Linked DNA regions of Mus musculus: all the other regions are linked to region 1. The links are chromatin loops, found by intact Hi-C in ENCODE. Cell type or tissue: left cerebral cortex. All regions are shown on one strand. Each heading gives the region's core, and the rest is flanking DNA. Links, peaks and the distances in the headings are about the cores only.

Region 1 (5,819 bases), core at 584-5,583:
GACCCCATATGGCTGCAGAGACATAATTAGCCAGACGATGCACTCTCCATATTAGAGGAGTTAATAAACGCCTCTTTGGGGCCAGGGAGGCAAATGCACACAGATAATAAAGCACCAAGACATTATAAAACGTTCTCAGCACGGATGATTTATCGATGTGTCCATGGCACCGGGAGAAGGCAAGACAAGGCTGCTGTATTTCACCCCCTGTGCAGCCTAAGTGGTTTGTATGTTCAGACAATTTCAAGCCATCCTGTGCCGGCCCACGACAAACAGCTCCAGAACAGCAGACCTCAGAGGGCAAGGGACAGGCACAGTTGAAGTGGGGCAGAGCTGGGATGCAGCATGTGGCTCAGCATCTGGGGCAGGGCACTTCAGGCAGGGCCTGTTGAAAAGCTCACAAAATAAGAATTTTCAGCTGTAGAGATGGCTTGACACTTAAGAGCACTTACTGCTCCTGCAGAGAACCTGAGTTAGGGTTCCCAGCACCTATGTGCCAGCTCATAACCACCTGTAACTCAGTTCCCAGGAATGTGATAGCCTCTAGTCTTTACAGGCACCTGCACACATATGGTGTACATAAACCCATACAGGTACACATCTATACACATAAATAAAATAAATAATCATAGTCAATGTCCCAGAAAGAAATTGATCTTGGGGCCTCAAATTGCTGTCTTTGGCTCTTACAGCCAAAGATTTTTGGTTTTTGGTTTTGGGGGATTTTCCCCCACTAATGATTCCTTGACACCAAATGCAGTGCCCTAGAGCTGTACAGCTACATTCCTGCCAGAGCTCTGTCCAGTATCACTGGGAAATCCATCTGACAGAACAGATCCTCTGGCCATGTACCAAAGGACACCATCTCTGCACTGATGCAAAGCAGCATCTGCAGTGGTCAGATGCTGAGCAGCAGGAGCTCCTATTCACAATTAGGTCTCACACATGACACTGGAAGTTACACCACTGTAGTAGAAATGTTCCTGGAGAACAAGGTCCTCCTCCTGGATGAGCATTCCACAGGCCATTAGCTCCATGTAGCCTCTTTGAGAAACCCTGGTCACACCATCTAGAACACACTGCTCAGCAGGAAACAGTAGCTCCAGGAGGGTCACTGGAGTGATCCAACAACATTGGCAAGGTCAGGAAACCAAGCAGAGGCACCAAAGCACCCGATCTAGCACAGCAGGAGCAACTTGCCCCTTTTTAGAGGACGAGGAGGGAGCATCTACTTGGGTCCAGAAGTATTGCATGGTGCCAACTGTGGCTGGGGACAAAGGAACAGCAGAAACAGAACTGGAAGAATGAAATCCAGCTATTTGGCTCACTGGTCTCCTGTTGCACTTCTCTCTCATCTGTGGACTTGCACAGCATGAGCACAGGTTTCCAGGACAAGAGGCATGCAAAGGAGACAGTGGATCCTGAGGGACAGACAGATGGACACAACACCCGATATACTCTCTCTCCCTCAGAGAATCAGAACACATTTGGATTCACAGCCTACACATATATAGTTAATTTTGCTTGTCTCTACTCATCCTCAACTTTACCAATTTTTTTTTCTGGTAACTTTGGGTTACAATGAAGAATTAAAAACAATGTAGGACATTGGGGCTGGGGTCTGTGGCACAGTGGTCAAGGACTAGCCTAGCGTATACTAGACCCTGATGTTCTAAGGATCAAAATCAAGCAAACAAAAACGTATAGAACATAACATAATTAATTTCCAATAACTGGCATGACCATGATTCAGGATTTTTTTAAAATTCTATTTTCTTTATTCTATAACTTCCTAATGCTATGACACTTTAATATAGTTCCTCAGGTTGTGGTAATTCCCAACCTAAAAATCATTTCATTGATACTTCATAACTAATTTTTCCACTGTTATGAATCTTTACGTAAATATCTGATATGCAGAATAACTGATAGGTGATGGGGGTTATGACCCACAGGCTGAGAACAACTGGTTTATAACCTGGCATGTGCATGCATGAGTGTACGTGTGTGTACGTGTATGCATGTTTGGGTTTTTTCTCTCCCCTTGCTGCTGGGAATTACACCAGAGCCTCAAACAATGCTAGGCAGGTACTCTACCACTGAGAATACCCTTACAGGGTGACCTCTACCATAAATCAGCTTGAAAAACGTCTCTTCCATAGATAAAACTCTTCGAGTCTGTTGACATACGATGCACTTTCCTTAATGATCCCTGACCCCTGGCAAGCAGTCACTCACTCCTGTCTCTATGGACAGATGTTTCCATGACAGCAGCCTTAGTACTGGCTCTCTCTCACTCAGCACTGTGTAAAGTTTACCAACAATGCAGCTTTGCCCATCAGGAGCTCCTTCTTCCTTAGAGCTAAGCAGTGGACACTGTATAGATGCACCTGTAGATCCAGCTTTCCAGAATGTTCCTACCCAGAAACTAAAAGGAATGTACTCTTCAGAAAGGGCAGGAGTGGGGCACCTCCACAACAATTTGAAAACCTTGCACCTGACCAGCTCTGAATTTCCCCGCAACCTGACTCATCACACCCACTCCCCAGGTTTGTTGCCTGGTCTCTGGTAATCACTTCATATTCATGCATAAGCAGTCTCCAGCCTGGGGCTGGAGAGATGGCTCAAGGATTAAGAGCACTGACTGCTCTTTGAGCAGACCTGGCTTCTATTCTCAGCACCTTCATGGCAGCTCACAACTGTTCGTTAACTCCAGATCAAAAGGATTCAACACTCTCACACACACATATTCACAATCCCTCACTGAACTGCTGTCCCATGGGTGCCATGGATGTTAAATATGCCCACTTCCAAATGTACTTGAAGGTCCAGACTCAAACTGATCATTCTTCTCATTCACAGATCCAGAAAAATATTTCTGGAGCCCTGGTGGCTGCAAGTTAGGATGGGCAGCCCCACCCTGGTAGGGAGATCCATTAAGCAGACACACCTCCCAGCGGCTCTATTAATATTCATTGCCACTTTACCAACTGCCCGCCCTGCCTTCCTGTGGGACCAGTGGAGGATGTGAAAAATGGACTCATTAAGATGTTAAATAATTCAACCACAAGCAGACCCTGCCACACGCCCTGCAGCTTTGCACTCACTGGGCAGCAGTGTGATGCCTGCCCAAGGACTGGCCACCTCTACAGGACAACATTGGAGCTGGGGTGGAGCATATGTGCTGACTTCTCGCCATGAAAAGGGGAGATGGCACCTCTTCTATGCATGTGCATAGCTGATTTCAGCAACACTGATGCCCTGAGCCTGGGGCGGGGGGAGAGGGGCACATATCTTTGGGATCTGCCTATTTCTGCTCTTAGGACACAAGTCCTAAGCTGAAAACACATTCATGCTATGAGCGCAATTTCAAATCTTAAAGGACACCTTAAGACTGGAGTTTGCCACTCATGTATCTGCTGCGTGGGAGTCATGGGAATGTGTGGGTTAGCTAAGACTCCTGAAAAAAGTCTAGTCCACTCAGCTCATCTGGATTTCTCAGTGCCCAAAATGTCAAATTTGGAAGCACCACTTCAAAAAAAAAAAAAAAAAAAAAAAAAAAAAAAAAAGGTAGCTTGTGGCTGATACTGTCAGTTTGAACCTCAAGCCAGGGAAGGGCAGCCCCATGGCAAAAGTTTGCTCTTTTGTAGCTCCTTCTGTCTACATTTTGCTGCTTAGCCTACACCCCGTGAGCTTCTACTGCAAATGTCTCCCATTCTATAATGATCATTTGTTGATGAATCTAGACTTGGGATCTCCCTAAAGCAGGGCTTCTGGACACTCAAGAAGGAGGATTCCTGGTACTTGCCAAATTCAATAACTAATAAATAAATGGTTTTCTGGTCAGAAACAAGATATAGCTTTCCAGCTGCTACTGGCTTACTCTGGTTTACAATGGCCTCAAGACCAGTGCCAATGTACACATACCCCCTGAAACCCAGAGGGGTGCCCCCACTAAAGAGATAGTCAAAAGCACAATGCCCACTCAGATACCCATATACTAGCCATGTAGGCACCCAGCCTCATTCACAGTCTAGCCTGGTACTGCTCTTGAAGCCACTTGCATCTATAGCCGCATGGACACAGTTCACTGCCAAACACTGCTTCTATTAATAGCTCCTGGCTCTGGGGACACTCCTCAGGCACGAATGCCACTTATTTCTCAAACCGGCTTCTCAAGCTGCCCACTCCATCCTACAGTTGCATAAAAGATGTCTTGAGAACAGCAGCAATGGGGTCTCAGGCCTGGGAACAGGGTAACCAGGATGAACTCACTGCTTCTAACTCTGAGGCCATGGCTCATACATACCCCTGGGCAGGAAGGACCCTACAAAATGACAGCATAAGAAAAACCTTAAACAAAGGTGGCAGGAACCCGGTGCAAGAGCAAACATCCTTTCTACCTCTGAAGCTACTGCCGCAGTCCTCTGTTCATGGTGAAATCACTCTGGTATTTTTTTCTAAGTGTGAAAGAAGTCCCTCTGCTTCACCTGCTGCCCAGGTACCTTTCTGGGCAGTGGCCCTCATAATCCACCAAAGGAAGACACAGTTTCTCCAGCAGACCCAAGAATCCTTTGGAAAGGGCCAGAGCTAGAAGAAGTTAAAGTTAGAACCAGGTCTCAGGACTGCTCTGTCGCTGTTACACAGATGCTACCTCTATGCTGCCAGTATCTCTCAGGAGGCCTTGTGAAGAAGCTGATAGATGAGGCCACCTAGGAAGCCCATCTTCATGAATCTCCACCCAACTGTCTTCTAGCCTACTTTGCCAATAAAGACCACCCAAATACCGCACCCCTAAAATACATTCCTGGAGTGTGTACTGGCTCTGGGTCCTCCAGCAGCTCCAGTGTGGTGGCATATGGCTTGGTGACTTCATGCATCAGAGGGACTAGACCTCCTTACAGAGGTGCCAGTGCCAGCATCTGCTAGAGACCCAAGAATCTCCATGCAATTAGCAATCTGTGGAATGAGATTGGATTCACAAATGACCTGGGGCCAGATGGTTCCCTGATCTAAACATTTATCACATGTCCCAGGAAGCATGAGTTTCCTCGGCCAGGATGAGGCCCAGTTCAGGGATAGAAGGCCTAGATGGGAGGGGCAGGAGAGAGAGAAGCATTTAGCCCTCCCCGCTGCAGCCTTCAGAGGGGTGCCTTGCCTTCCTTTTTACCAGTCAGAAACATGGACCTTAGCCACATTAAGTGTGAAACTTCTAGCATGAGACAATTCACACTGTGTAACCATCCCTACCTCCCATCTTCAGACGTTTCCCATTTTCCAAATTGAAACTCTGTCCCCACTAGATACTGACACTGCTTTCCCCTTCCAGCCCCTGGAACGTGCCATTCCACTTTCTGTTTCCATAAACCCAACTACGTCTATGAGTAAATCATTCAGAATCAGTAACCAATTTACACTACTTAAATATATTATCCTCCAAATCCATGCTGCAGCATATGTGAGGACATTTTTAAGTCCATAGTTTCTGGTCAAGAAAGCGGGCTGAGCAAGTTATGCGGAGCAAGCCAATAAGCAGAATCTCCACGGCAGTGGCTTTCAACCTTCCTTACGCTGTGACCTGTTAATACATATCTTCATGTCTCGGTGACTCCCAACCATAAAATTATTATTGTTGCTATTTTATAACTGTAATTTTGCTACTGTTACAAATTGTAACATATGGCTAGAGAGATGGCTCAGCCGTTTAGAGCAGAGGTCCTGAGTTCAATTCCCAGCAACCACACGGTGGCTCACAACCATCTGTAATGGGATCTGACGCCCTCTTCTGGTGTGTCTAAAGACAGCTACATTGTATTCAT
Region 2 (5,819 bases), core at 374-5,373, 95 kb before region 1:
GGGAAGACCTGGGCGAGAGTGGTCCAGGCAGCAGGGACAGCGGGTACAAAGGTCCTGAGGATGGAGAAGGGCTGGTGTGCTGGCAGAAGGGGCCTATGCTGAGCCAAAAGAAGTGAGGAAGGAGGCAGGCTAGGCTGAGAGCTGGGAGACTATGGGGTTGGAACCATGGCCATGGGATGAGGCTGTGAAGAAGTGTGGTACTGTACTATCTGCGGCAGCAAGTTCTGGTGGGGAGAGGGGAGTTTGAGAAATCAGACAGTGACGGGGTGATTTAGTGTTTAAAAGCTCCCTCTGGTGCTGGTAGGGTAGATCAGCCTTGGGGAAGCCCAGAGGCAAAGAGGAGGGAACAGTGGTACCCTACTAGGTGACAGCCAGGCAGAGGTGGGCAGGCAGGACTACTAGTAAGGAACATCAAGCTCCCAAAGAGGACCTGAGGGGCAAGGGAGAAAAAGGACTTAGGCCAGGGGATCTATGAGGGACACTGACACAGCCCATCCGCCTGTCAATTCTGTCTCAGAGACAAACAACTCTGTAAAGTCCAGGAACCAATATAAAGAAGCCAGAAGTGGCCTCCTTTCCTGGGGCAAATTTCACCTGCAAGCTCTCTCTGTCTTGTGAGTGTGTGTCCAGCTGAGAATAGGAGAAGAGGGCAACTTGACTCCAGCTATTTCACAGCCATTCCCCTGTCTCAGAGAACAGCTGTGAAGTTTGGATCTTGCTAATCCCAGGGCTCTGGAAAAGAACATAGGTCGGGCAGGTAGCATTCCACCATGTTTGCTGTGAGCCTGGTCAGAGTGCATGGGACTTGGGAAATGGTTGATGCTTCTCATATCCATCTGCCATTGGTACCTGCAGCCACTGAGCCCCCTTTTCTTTGCCTTTCCTGGCGTTACATATTTGAGCCTGGAGGACAGCGATTCGGGTCCTAAAGGTCTGCAAGCAGCACTGAGAACTTATGCCTGCCTCACTCACCTCCATTCATCCCTTCCTAGTTCTTCCCACCACTCCAGGAAGCAAGATGACAGGGGCTAAGCATGAAGACATTTGTCAACCTGTCAAAAACCAGGCCACCGGAGGTGACAAGGGCTTGGGATGAGATCTCTGAGCTCCCTACCAGGGTGTCAGAATGGGCTCTACCTCAACCCTCCTGCCCATGCCCCCACTCAGAAGGCAGCTGAGGGGAAGGATTCATCCACATTCTCGCCCTCAGCCTCGCCACCGCCCGTTCTGACTCCATTGGCTTCCCATTAAGCAGATCAATAGCTTCCACTGGTTTCCAATTTGTGCCTCCAGAAATTCATCTTCCAGCCACCTTTTTAATTAACCCCCCTCCAGTACTCAGTGGCACCAATAGATCATGTCCTCCCTCCTCCTCAGGCTTGGAAGCAGACTACAGGCTCCTAGCCCTCTGGCCAGGGAATGGCAAGTTTGTTTAAAGCCACACCATTACTTTCCTATTACCACAGAGCAGCTGGCTCTGCCATCTGGATGCCCCCACCCCTGTGCCCTGCTGTCCTCTCCAACCTTGGAGGAAGGGCTAGATCCTCACACCTGATGAAAACAGCATAAGAGAGGTGAAGCATCATGCCAGGACGCCCAGCTGAAGAGCCAGGGCTGAGGCACCAGCAGTAGAGTGCAGGGGGACTCCAGACACTGCAGGCCTTCTGGGTAAGGCAGGTAGGGTACCAGCACCCTAAACTCAGCAAGGACCAGATAGTTCTGACTATAGAAAAGCAAATTCATGTCTTTTGCAACCTGAAGAGCCTGGTCCTCCTGAGCTCATTTAGAGAAGTGAAGGAAGCAGTCACCAACCCATGTGACAGCCACCCTATGGCCACCACAGCCAAATGGACAACCGGCTCCACTAGATGTTTCTTTTTCTCATCTTCACAGTGACCAGTTCACTGACTTTCTACATTCCACGTGAAGAAACTGAGCCTTGGAGAAGCTAATTCACTTTCTTGAGGCCACATAACAGCTATGGGATGGACATATTTAGGATCTGGACTCATTTCAACAGTGAAGTTTGAGAGGAGGGTTTGCTGGGCAGCTGGATGATAAAGTCCCTCATTATGTCTTGGTGGTCTCTGTTCTCTTCCCACTAACTGGATGCCACTTCCTAGGGCCCTGCTGATGACCACATAAATGTAGAACCCTGCTCACCCAAACCCTGGGCTTCCAGCTTTCATGCTATGGTTCATGTCTGGATGTGCTATGGTTCATGTCGATGCATGGGCATGTGATGGAGTCCTTAACTGGCCTCTGATTCTGACCAGAAAGATGTATGGGAATCCACAGTATCCTGTTTCCTCCCTACAGCACTGAACAAGGTGACACCATGCCCGTGTGACCAGCTCCATACTGATGTATGGCACTGAGAATCAGTGCTTCATGCCACCCAAATGCTTTATGCAGAAAACAGATATGGGGGCTGCTCGCATGACTGCTAATGTGAGTCCAGTGGCCAGCATCCCTGCACTGTGTCATATGCCTGTAATTCCAATGCTAGGGAAGCAGAGACGGGAGGCTCTCTAGAAACTGGATGGCCCACCTAGCTGAACTGATAAGCTCCAAGTCAGGACAGATCCTGGTTCAAATCATAAGGTATAAAATGCCTGAGGAATGACAGCCAAGGTTGTTCTTTGGCTACATGCCTAGGGAGGGGGTATAGAAAAAAGTCCCCAAGAAAACCAAACCACCCACAACCCCCACCTAGAGTCAGCCACCTCTCATTACATTAGTCCTGTCCTGGCCTAGTGGTGTGACACCTGAGCTTCCAGAAGCAATGCTTCTTCCACTATCCATTATTTTACGGATAGCCTTTGGCCTCATTTAAAAAAACCCTATTGTTTTTCTCTTTTGAGACAAGTTCTCACCATGCAGCCATATCTGGCCTGGGACTCATTATATAGATCAGGCTGGCCTTGCCCCTGTGGTGATCCTCCTGTCCCTGGATTCCAAGTGCTGTAATTACCCAACCGATTGGGTGCATGCATTTGTATCTATATATGGGTTTGTGCACATGAGTGCAGATGCCTAAAGAGGCCAGAGATGTTGGACAACTTGGGGCTGTTGTTGTTACCAGCCATCCAACAATGGATATTGGGAATAGAACTCAGGTCTAAGTACTTATGCTTCACTGCTGAGTCATCTCTCAAGTCTCCACAACCCTAATTTTTAATGGTTCCTCTCTACATATGTTATAATGTATATTATAAGGCAAACCCCCTATTTGGGGATGTCAAGGCCATTGCCAACATTTTTTTAGTCATAAAGCGACATTATGAGACATTTGCTTGGTTTCAGTCTCGGAGTTTACTTCAGGATATTCTGGGCAGAATTATGGGTGGAAACGTATGCACATCTTGACTCAGTCCACATGGACGCCCACACTGCTCAGACACTAGCTGGGTTGGCACTTCTACAGGCAGCCATCTGTGAGCTCCTCACTGAGTGCTAGGCCTCCTAGCACCCTCCTCCCTCCTGCAGATGACCTCCAGAGAATTCCTACAATTCCGGGAGCCACCCTTCCTGATGTGAGGGGAGGCCCCCAGCGTGAAGTGCCTTGCTCATCAGGGTCTGCTCAGCAACTCCAGGTAGAAAGCCTTCTGGAGCCCTCACTGAACACACTCACTAGCTAGTCAGAACTTATTGGCATGGGCAGAACTTCAAAATAGCAGTCAATAAAGAGAGGTTGCTCCATATTGGGAGGTTAAACACCTAAAGTTCCAGCTACTGGAGAAGCTGTGATGAGAAGATTGGTTGAGCCTAGGAATCCGAGGCCAAGGCAACATAGTGAGACTGTCTCAGGAAAACTAAACCAAACCACCAACCAAAAACAAAAACAAAAAAAGAAAAGGGAAGGGAAGTTGGAAAGAGCCATGCAGTACTGGGGCATGTGCACACCTTAAATAAGAACTGTGCACTACCTGACCAAGCACACCTCACAAATAAAGCAGGAGGATACCAAGGATAAAGCAGGTGCCATACATGCCCGAACTGTATTGGCTCAGGGCCCCCAAGTCCAAGTTCTCAGCATAAAAGAGATTTATTTTCCTCAGAGGGATAGAGGTCAGGGAATAAGAGACAAAGACAGAAGATAGAGGACATGGGAGAAGGGGAAGGGAACAAGGAGAAGGGGAAAGAGTGTTTGTCCCAGAGGGTAGGGATGACAAAGGACCCTACATAGAGAGGAGACAGATGTGGCCCATAGGAAAATGGCAGTTTTTTAAAGGTAAAAGGGGAAACATTGCTTTATGAGGTGTTTAATTTTAATGCTAATTAGGTGAACCAAATGGGGCTTTTGCTGGACTTCAATACTTTGATACCTGGACCTTGATAGTGAGCATCAAGAGAAGGGATTGACCAAATAAGGGACTAGATGTTGGTGGCTAGTTTTAGAAATTGTAATCTAATGGTTTTTAGCAAGGCAGAGGAAATGGGGGAGAAGGGCAAGGCCTGTCAGAGACATGCTCACCAAGTTCAGGCCAGCCAGAGTCCCTTTAAGAATCCTGCTAGATTGTGGGGCAAGGCTTCAGTCAGGAACTATCCAGAAAGCCAATATAACAGACTCAGAAAGGGATGCAGGTGACAAAGGCAAGACCTTATCAAGTTCAAACATGCCCATCCTTCAGATGCCAACTCCAAACTGATGGCACAGGCAGCTTTGCAGGGTCAGTGGCAGCATGAAAGTTGATGCCCAGAGGGTGGGCAAGGCATACTCCGTCGGGAGTCAAGGATTGAGGAGCAGTACGAATGACAGCTCCTGAGGTGCTGGCCTACATGTGGACAGCATGGTTAATACATTCGCAGGGGATAAGAGGGATGGTGCACCTAGGGAAAGGCATAGGTACCTCGAGCACATACTACTCCCTTCCCTTCCTTCTTTAGTATTAGTAAGATAAAATACACAACACAAGTGATCAGGATACCAAGGTGGGGTGCATGTGACATATGGGGCCCATACCACCCCGGCTCATATCCAAACTCTGTTGCCACTTGCCAAGTACTGCTGCTCTGTGTTTTGTTTGCTTCAGGTGAGGTGACTGCAGCCCGCCTGCAGGGCAGTTGTGTGTGCCATGCTTGTTTACCTGGTGTTTGGAATGGTCTAGGTATGTGGGAGGTGTTGTTCTTGTTTGCATTACTGTTTTGATTTCCTGTAAATCTAAAATATTTGGAATTTAAAAAAATTCCAGACAGGTGCTAAATGACTCCAACTGAGGTATCCAGACAAAGCTGTTCACCAATCCTCCTACAGGCCTTGTCCATGCAGCACTACCAGTACCCAACAACAGTCTTGGGATTGGGCGTAATTTAAGTGGACATAACAGTTTTGCTCTGGAAAGGTTCCAAAGACACAGTGGTTCCAGTGTGGTCCCCAATGTTGGGAATGGTGGAACCTTAGAGGTGGGGCCCAGAGTGAGGCCTGAAGGTCACCAAGGGGGTGTGGCTCCCTATAGGGACTATGGAATGCCAGCCCCTTCTTCTTTTTCTGTTTCATTCCTTAGCCTCTAGGCATGTGGCTTGGTTTTGCCATGTGATCCCACTATGAAGTGCCATGGGGACCAATAATTGGACAGATGTAGAATGAGGACCAGTATTGCCACCTCAGCCACTGGAGAAATAACCCAGACTAGACTGCTACTCAAATCATGCACATCTGAGCTGTGACTCCCCAACCTTGTAGCTGATTCTGTGTACAGGCCCCAGTTTACCAGACCATCTGTGACTCACCCCATATGATAGATGCATATTAACTAAAGTAGCTCTCTTCCCCATTCCCCCCATGTCCTCAACACCATACATTTACTCCCTGAAAT
Region 3 (5,819 bases), core at 374-5,373, 110 kb before region 1:
GAGAGCAGAGTGAACTATGATAAATGCTCAACAGTGTCCTCAGGGGCATATGCAGCGAGGTAGGTGAAGGCAGGGCCACTGGACAGGGCAAGTGGTGCAGCCTATGCACAGCACAATTGCATGGAGCAGCTATTAGCTGCGGATGGAAACAATGTCCCAGAGATGTGTAGACTGCACAATCTTTTCCACAAAGAATCTGTGTAACAGAATGATAGGCAGTGGGCATGGTGCCAGAATCTTGTAGCCTCTGATAACCTGGCAGGCCACTGGCTGCTCTGTCTGAGGCATGGATGCTACCTCCTTCCTAAACCCTGATACAATAAGGAAGAGGACCTATGGTACTCGGTGAGAGTACCTACCACAAAGTCCATTTTCATTGGGGCCTGACAGACCATGTTCACATGGTCTTTGTCTCTCTGGTGTCTAGTGCAGTTAGGCTGCAGGAGGAATTCAGACAGTTTTTTTTCTGGAGTGACTATTCCTTATCCTATCTCTGTGCTGGGATCCTGCCCAGGAGAGCGCACACTCCCTACCTGAGTAAGCCAGTGTCCCCCTTCTCCACCCTTCTTCCATGGGGGATTTTGCTGGTGGCACAGGTGGGTAAAAGCACAGCAAACTCAGGTCCCGGCCTCATAAGAAGAGGGTCTTGATCTTTTTTGTTGTTGTTGTTCAGGGTTGTGACCACAGTGCCTGGGTCACCACAGCTACTCAATAAAATGTTGTGAGTTGATGAATGAGAGACTGAGAGAATGAATGTGACCAAGTGCAGTCTCACTCTGAGTTCTTGCCCAAGGGTCCACTCCTCTTTATTGCCACCCTCCCTGACTTCATCTACCTACCCACAGTCATGACTGTGGTAGGAACAGAACATGGGGTCTGCAGAGTCGTGAGCCTACAGCCTCCTGCAGAGGTGGTCCCCAGATCCTTAGCCAGGCCCCCAAATCCTTTAGATCCCTGCTTCCCACTGTGTTCTTTCTCCCAGCATATTCAGGCATCTGCCATGCCAGGAGACGCCATGTCCTGTCAACCAGTGAACTCTGTAGAAATCTCAGACTAAGACCCCAAACTCACATATGCACCCCACCCCCACTAGCATTTGGACACACCAGGAAGGCTGAATGGAGCCCAGGTGCAGAGCACCAGCACTGCCCTGACCATATCCCCTGGGGTATGTTCCTTGCAGAGAAATCCAGTCATTATGTTGAAAGAAAACTCATTTGTGCCCCCTGGCTGACTTGAACTTTCTCTGTTCGAGGGCTGCAGTAATCACTAGATACCCTGGCCTAACCACAACCCCCTTCATTTAATTTCTGCCATCTCCAAAGCTGTCCATCACCATTTATCATTTGGGTCTCTGGCTCACTCAACATGGGTCCAGCAAGGTCCCCCTCCCACCCCAGCCCCTGCAGCCCCTCACCACCTCTCTCTGTAGCACCACCCACAGGCCCACTGTCATTCTCAGAGGGTATCACCTTGGGTTGAAGGGGGCTGGAAAACCATGTCTGGATTCACTGATTGGCTCCAAAGCTTTCCCTGTGTCCAGCACACAGTTGGTCCTCACTGGACACTGGATAGATAAACAAATACATGGATTCTATGACCCAGGTTGGAGTGAGGCCTGGGGGCCTGCTCTCTTACTTAAGAGTGTGGGCTCTTGTAGGCTCGGCATTCCTGGACTCAGCCAGACTGGACATATTCCCTAAAGACACCATATCTGTGCAGAACAAGCCAGATTTCCGTCTTTACCTTAATCCACACAGCAGAACTAGATACTGTAAGATATTTACAGCCCATCCAGACCTACCAGAGATGTTGTGGAACATGGATGTCATTCAACATGAATACCCATGTTGTATTCATATGTGGAGCTTGAGTGGGCCGGCTTTCAGATACCAAGGAATGAATATTCTTGGTCTTATGTTTCTACCATGGGCCCACCTCTCTTCCCCCCTTTCTTCCTGGCTTCCTACCCTTCCAGACAAAAAGCTTTGCAGCTACTACAGAAGCAAGTCAGAACTAAGGAGGGTCCTGGAAGGCCATAGCAAAGCTTAATTGCTATAGTTGAGTCACTCCTGCTGGGTTACAGCCTGACCCCATGGCCTCTTGGACTGCCCTGCTCTGCTCTGCTACACTTCATACCTAGACCCCTGTCCTCTCCTGTAACCCAGGTGCTATAGATATGTCCAGAACAGAGGTGAAGACAAGCAGAGGGTGACGCCTGAGAGTCACATGTTCTGTGGAGGACCTAGACTCTGTCACTCCCCTGGGGGCATCCTTTGGAGTTCAACTTCACCATGGAAGATGAGAAGGAAGGGGTGGCTTAGGTGGCTGAGAGTAGGCAGGACTAGGGGGAATCCTGACTGGGCCATCCTAAAGCAGGAGGGCTATTTTTGTGTTTCCTGTGTCTTGAGGCTCAGAGGCAAGGCAGAGTTCATGATAAGTGCTGCTCTAGGGTTAAACTACTCTGTACTATGCCTGGTCAGAAGAAACAGCTTGGAAGGGAGTAAAGGGGAAGAGAGACCTGTCTAGAGCTAAGGGAAACAATGAAGACTGAGTGAGCAGTTGCAGAAGGAGACTTAGATGCTGTCAGGTCTCAGAAAAGCTCTGAGTGTTATACACAGGCATACCAGCAGAGGGCAGTGTTTGGCTGCCTCAATATCAGGGAAAGTAAGAAACCCCATATGGCTGGTTCCATAGCAGTGAAACTTGGCGGCGGCGGGGGGGGGGGGGGGGGGGGGGGGGGGGGGGGTTGGTTAGGGGACGCTGGGTTTCTCCTCAGGCCTGCAGTCAGCTTCTGCCATGCTCAGGCTACTTTGCTGGCCCCTCTCAGATAATGTCAACGCCTTCTGCTACTTCTGGCTGCAGAGCCTCAGTGGGGCCTGTTATCCAGGCAAGGGCCATAGAGCATGTAACAGGAAGACCCTGGCCTACTTCTCTGGACTCATGTCCCGATACTGGGTCTGCTACTCTGCCACAGGCACACTGGCATCCTTCTGTCCACAAAGCAGAGGACTTTATCAAGCCTCAGGGCCTTTGTTTAACCTGTCTGATGCCCATGGTGTCATTTCCCTTCCCCAATGCTATCATCTCAAATGTCACCTTCTCAAATAGGCCTGCTGAGCACCTTGGAGTTCCAGCTTCCACTCCTCTGTGTCCCAAATGCTTGGTGCCATCTCAATCTCTGGGGTTACTGTAGCAAACCCCACATAATAAAAGGGTCCGTGGTCCCTAGGTGGGCACTCAGAACCTCTGTGCTCACAACTACTAAGACTGTCCAGGCTTAGGGACAGAGAGGACTGGAGGCTTCCATTCCTGTCTGCCCATAGGTGCTCAGTGGGCCCTTGGAGCTGGAAAGCCTACTTTCTGTATGAATAAGGCAAAACCAAAACCAACCAAACAAAAGATGCTACCAGGCAGCTTTTCCTTGGGATGAGAGGCTTCCTCCTGGACAGACCTTATCCTAGAGCCCATGGATGAGTGGAGACCCAGGAAGGCAGGACCCATTGATGATGTGATTTTGCCCTTTGCCCTACAGGAGGCTTCGTCATCCAGTAAGCAGTGTGTAGCAAGTGGCCGATAGCACAAGGAAGCACTGACACCTAGTGGTTCTGATATGGGCACTGAGGACTATGTAGACATAGGTTCCATGACTGCATCCTCTGCTTATATCCAGGTTCCAGTTGTGGCTGGATCCTCTGCAGGCAAACTTCTAGGTCCCTGATGCTTGGGATTCTTGCCATATCCAATTCAAGGACTCAGGTGGACCACCCTCTTGGTCTTAGCTCCCCCACTGCAGGCCCAAGATGTACATGAGATCTAGCTCTGCTGGCTAAAGCCTTCATGCCTTCTGGACTGAGAGATTGCCTGAGATTAGGGTATGACCCAAGTCTGGCCAATGAGAAGCAACCCAGGCAGTGTCTTCTGGGTACTAAGCTTCAGCAGTGTGAATGTGGAAGATAGGGGCCACCTTGTCATTAAGCTACAGACTTCCTGAGAATGAGGACAGGGGAGCAAGGAAGCCTGGGATCCAGATTGTGCTAACTCTGATGTTATCTTATATCCCATCAGCTAAACCTGAAGACTCATGAACTGGACCATTTGCTCCTTTGACAATACCTCCTATCAAGGCTGGAACCCCAGATAGTGCAAACTGTGGTATCATCTTACATCTCATCAGCAAAGCTTGACTCATGGGCTGGACCATTTGCTCCCTTGGACAATATCTCCAGTGGACTTGGACTTGGAGCAAGACTCTCCCTGACACATGCAGGACCACAGTCTAGAGGAGCTACTTCACAGCTCTACTATTGCTTGGTGAGCTCACCTATGAGCCAAAGGGCTTGCTAAATACAGGAACAGGAGCTGGGCCTCTTGCTGTCTGTTCCCACCTGAACATGAGCATCCTGGCTCAAGATCATATCTGGCTCAGCTTCTCCCATGACCCATCTTGTGACAAGCTAGTGCTGGGCACTTCCAATGGATGGCCCAGCAAAGACAGCTCCATTATTGCCCCACAGCACAGATGCAGAAACAAAGTCAAGTGGTTAGGAGACTGGCTACTTGCATACTGCCAGGAAGAGGGCCATGGGGTCAGACCCAGGTTGACTGAATACCTCAACTGTAAGTTCCTGGGCCTTCTTCAGGAGTCCTGTTCAGACTTTTGAATTTCAGAGAGCACTGGACTTCTCTGGATCTAAACTGGGACTCTAGGGTAGCAGAAAATTAGAGTTCAGCATCTAGTAGGCTTCTCAGCATCACTTATCAATCCTGGGCTAAGCGCCGCATGTTTTTGAGGGCTGGTAGTGTTCATTACCTAGTGGCAATGTAGGTGTGTGGTTAGTTTGATGCCAGCACAGGATCTGGGGCCAACCTCCTCTGAATATTCTCCCTCTCTCTATACTTTATTCCTGGCTCATATAGCCTAACAGCTATACCCCACAGGGAAGCATGCCTGGAGGTTTCCTTGGTCAGGCCTGATCACTTGTGTACCTACTCCCTGGAGGTGACCTCATCCTTGTTCTTCCTGCAGCCCTTTCGTGCCTGAGTACTGTACATATTTGGTCCCAATCACCATGAGATTTTCAGAGGATTTGTGAACACCCTCTTGGGCCTATCTGGACTTTCTGGGCCAGAACCTTTGAAACCAGCCTGGCCCTCCTGGAATGCATCTCTGCCAAGCTACATTAGAAATGTGCTGACTTCTGACTACCACAGTACCAGGAGAGAAAGATGGAGTGGAGGACATTCCTAAATGTTCCCTACTTGATGCACCAAGAACCATCTCCAGCCACAACCCCTTCCTGCTGGGTGCTCATCACTGCCTCACCCGTCTCCAGACACCTGGGGCCTTTTCCATTGCCTTCCCCTTGGGTAGGCCTGGCAGGACACTGAGGATGCAATCACCAGCCTTTTAGGAACTGGTACTATGGAAAGGAGCCGGGATGTCCTCCCGTGGAGGATGCTGAGCGAGACTCACGCTAGCAATTTGCAGCACAGGCAGATGTGGAGACAATGGGAGTCTGATTGGCAGGGTGGGAGGGGCTGCAGCTGTGCTTGGAGGAGCTGGGAAGGTGGGGTGTCTGCAGGCCCAAAGGAAAAGTGCTGAGCCAGCTGCATGGAGGAAGGCTGGAGGGGAGGCCAGAGTAAGGCCATGTTCTACACTGCATTTCCACCAATAGGAGGTTCATGAAGGGGTGAAGCCAGCTCTCAGAGCCCCTCAGTTAGATAATTCCCACCCTGGATCCCACTTCCATAGACCTGCCTCATGGACCATTTCTGTGATGCCAGTTATCATGAGGCAAAGCAATGGGCAAAAATGC

What was found. Peaks named below come from ENCODE experiments on the same cell type or tissue, not always from the same donor. Only the 100,000 strongest peaks of a DNase experiment are listed, where the experiment ranks them.
Region 2: a loop joins it to region 1, with 4 times the contacts of the local background. A loop is called at or near these places in 2 of 42 quality-filtered maps.
Region 3: a loop joins it to region 1, with 2.1 times the contacts of the local background. A loop is called at or near these places in 2 of 42 quality-filtered maps.

What each region holds. Positions count from the first base shown.
Region 1 is chr6:90,921,563-90,927,381 of GRCm38, forward strand. It overlaps a transcript of Iqsec1 not described here. Among named protein-coding and RNA genes, the nearest start is that of Gm38860, 86 kb to the right of the region's middle. In left cerebral cortex, for the core only: no CTCF peak of the experiment used is centred there; DNase peaks (open chromatin) are centred at 3,429, 3,810, 4,126 and 4,608; H3K27ac peaks cover 2,237 bases.
Region 2 is chr6:90,826,295-90,832,113 of GRCm38, forward strand. It overlaps a transcript of Iqsec1 not described here. Among named protein-coding and RNA genes, the nearest start is that of Iqsec1, 19 kb to the left of the region's middle. In left cerebral cortex, for the core only: no CTCF peak of the experiment used is centred there; a DNase peak (open chromatin) is centred at 3,390; H3K27ac peaks cover 2,298 bases.
Region 3 is chr6:90,816,533-90,822,351 of GRCm38, forward strand. It overlaps a transcript of Iqsec1 not described here. Among named protein-coding and RNA genes, the nearest start is that of Iqsec1, 9.3 kb to the left of the region's middle. In left cerebral cortex, for the core only: CTCF peaks have their summits at 2,609 (motif pointing right) and 3,609 (motif pointing left); DNase peaks (open chromatin) are centred at 2,623, 3,610 and 4,872.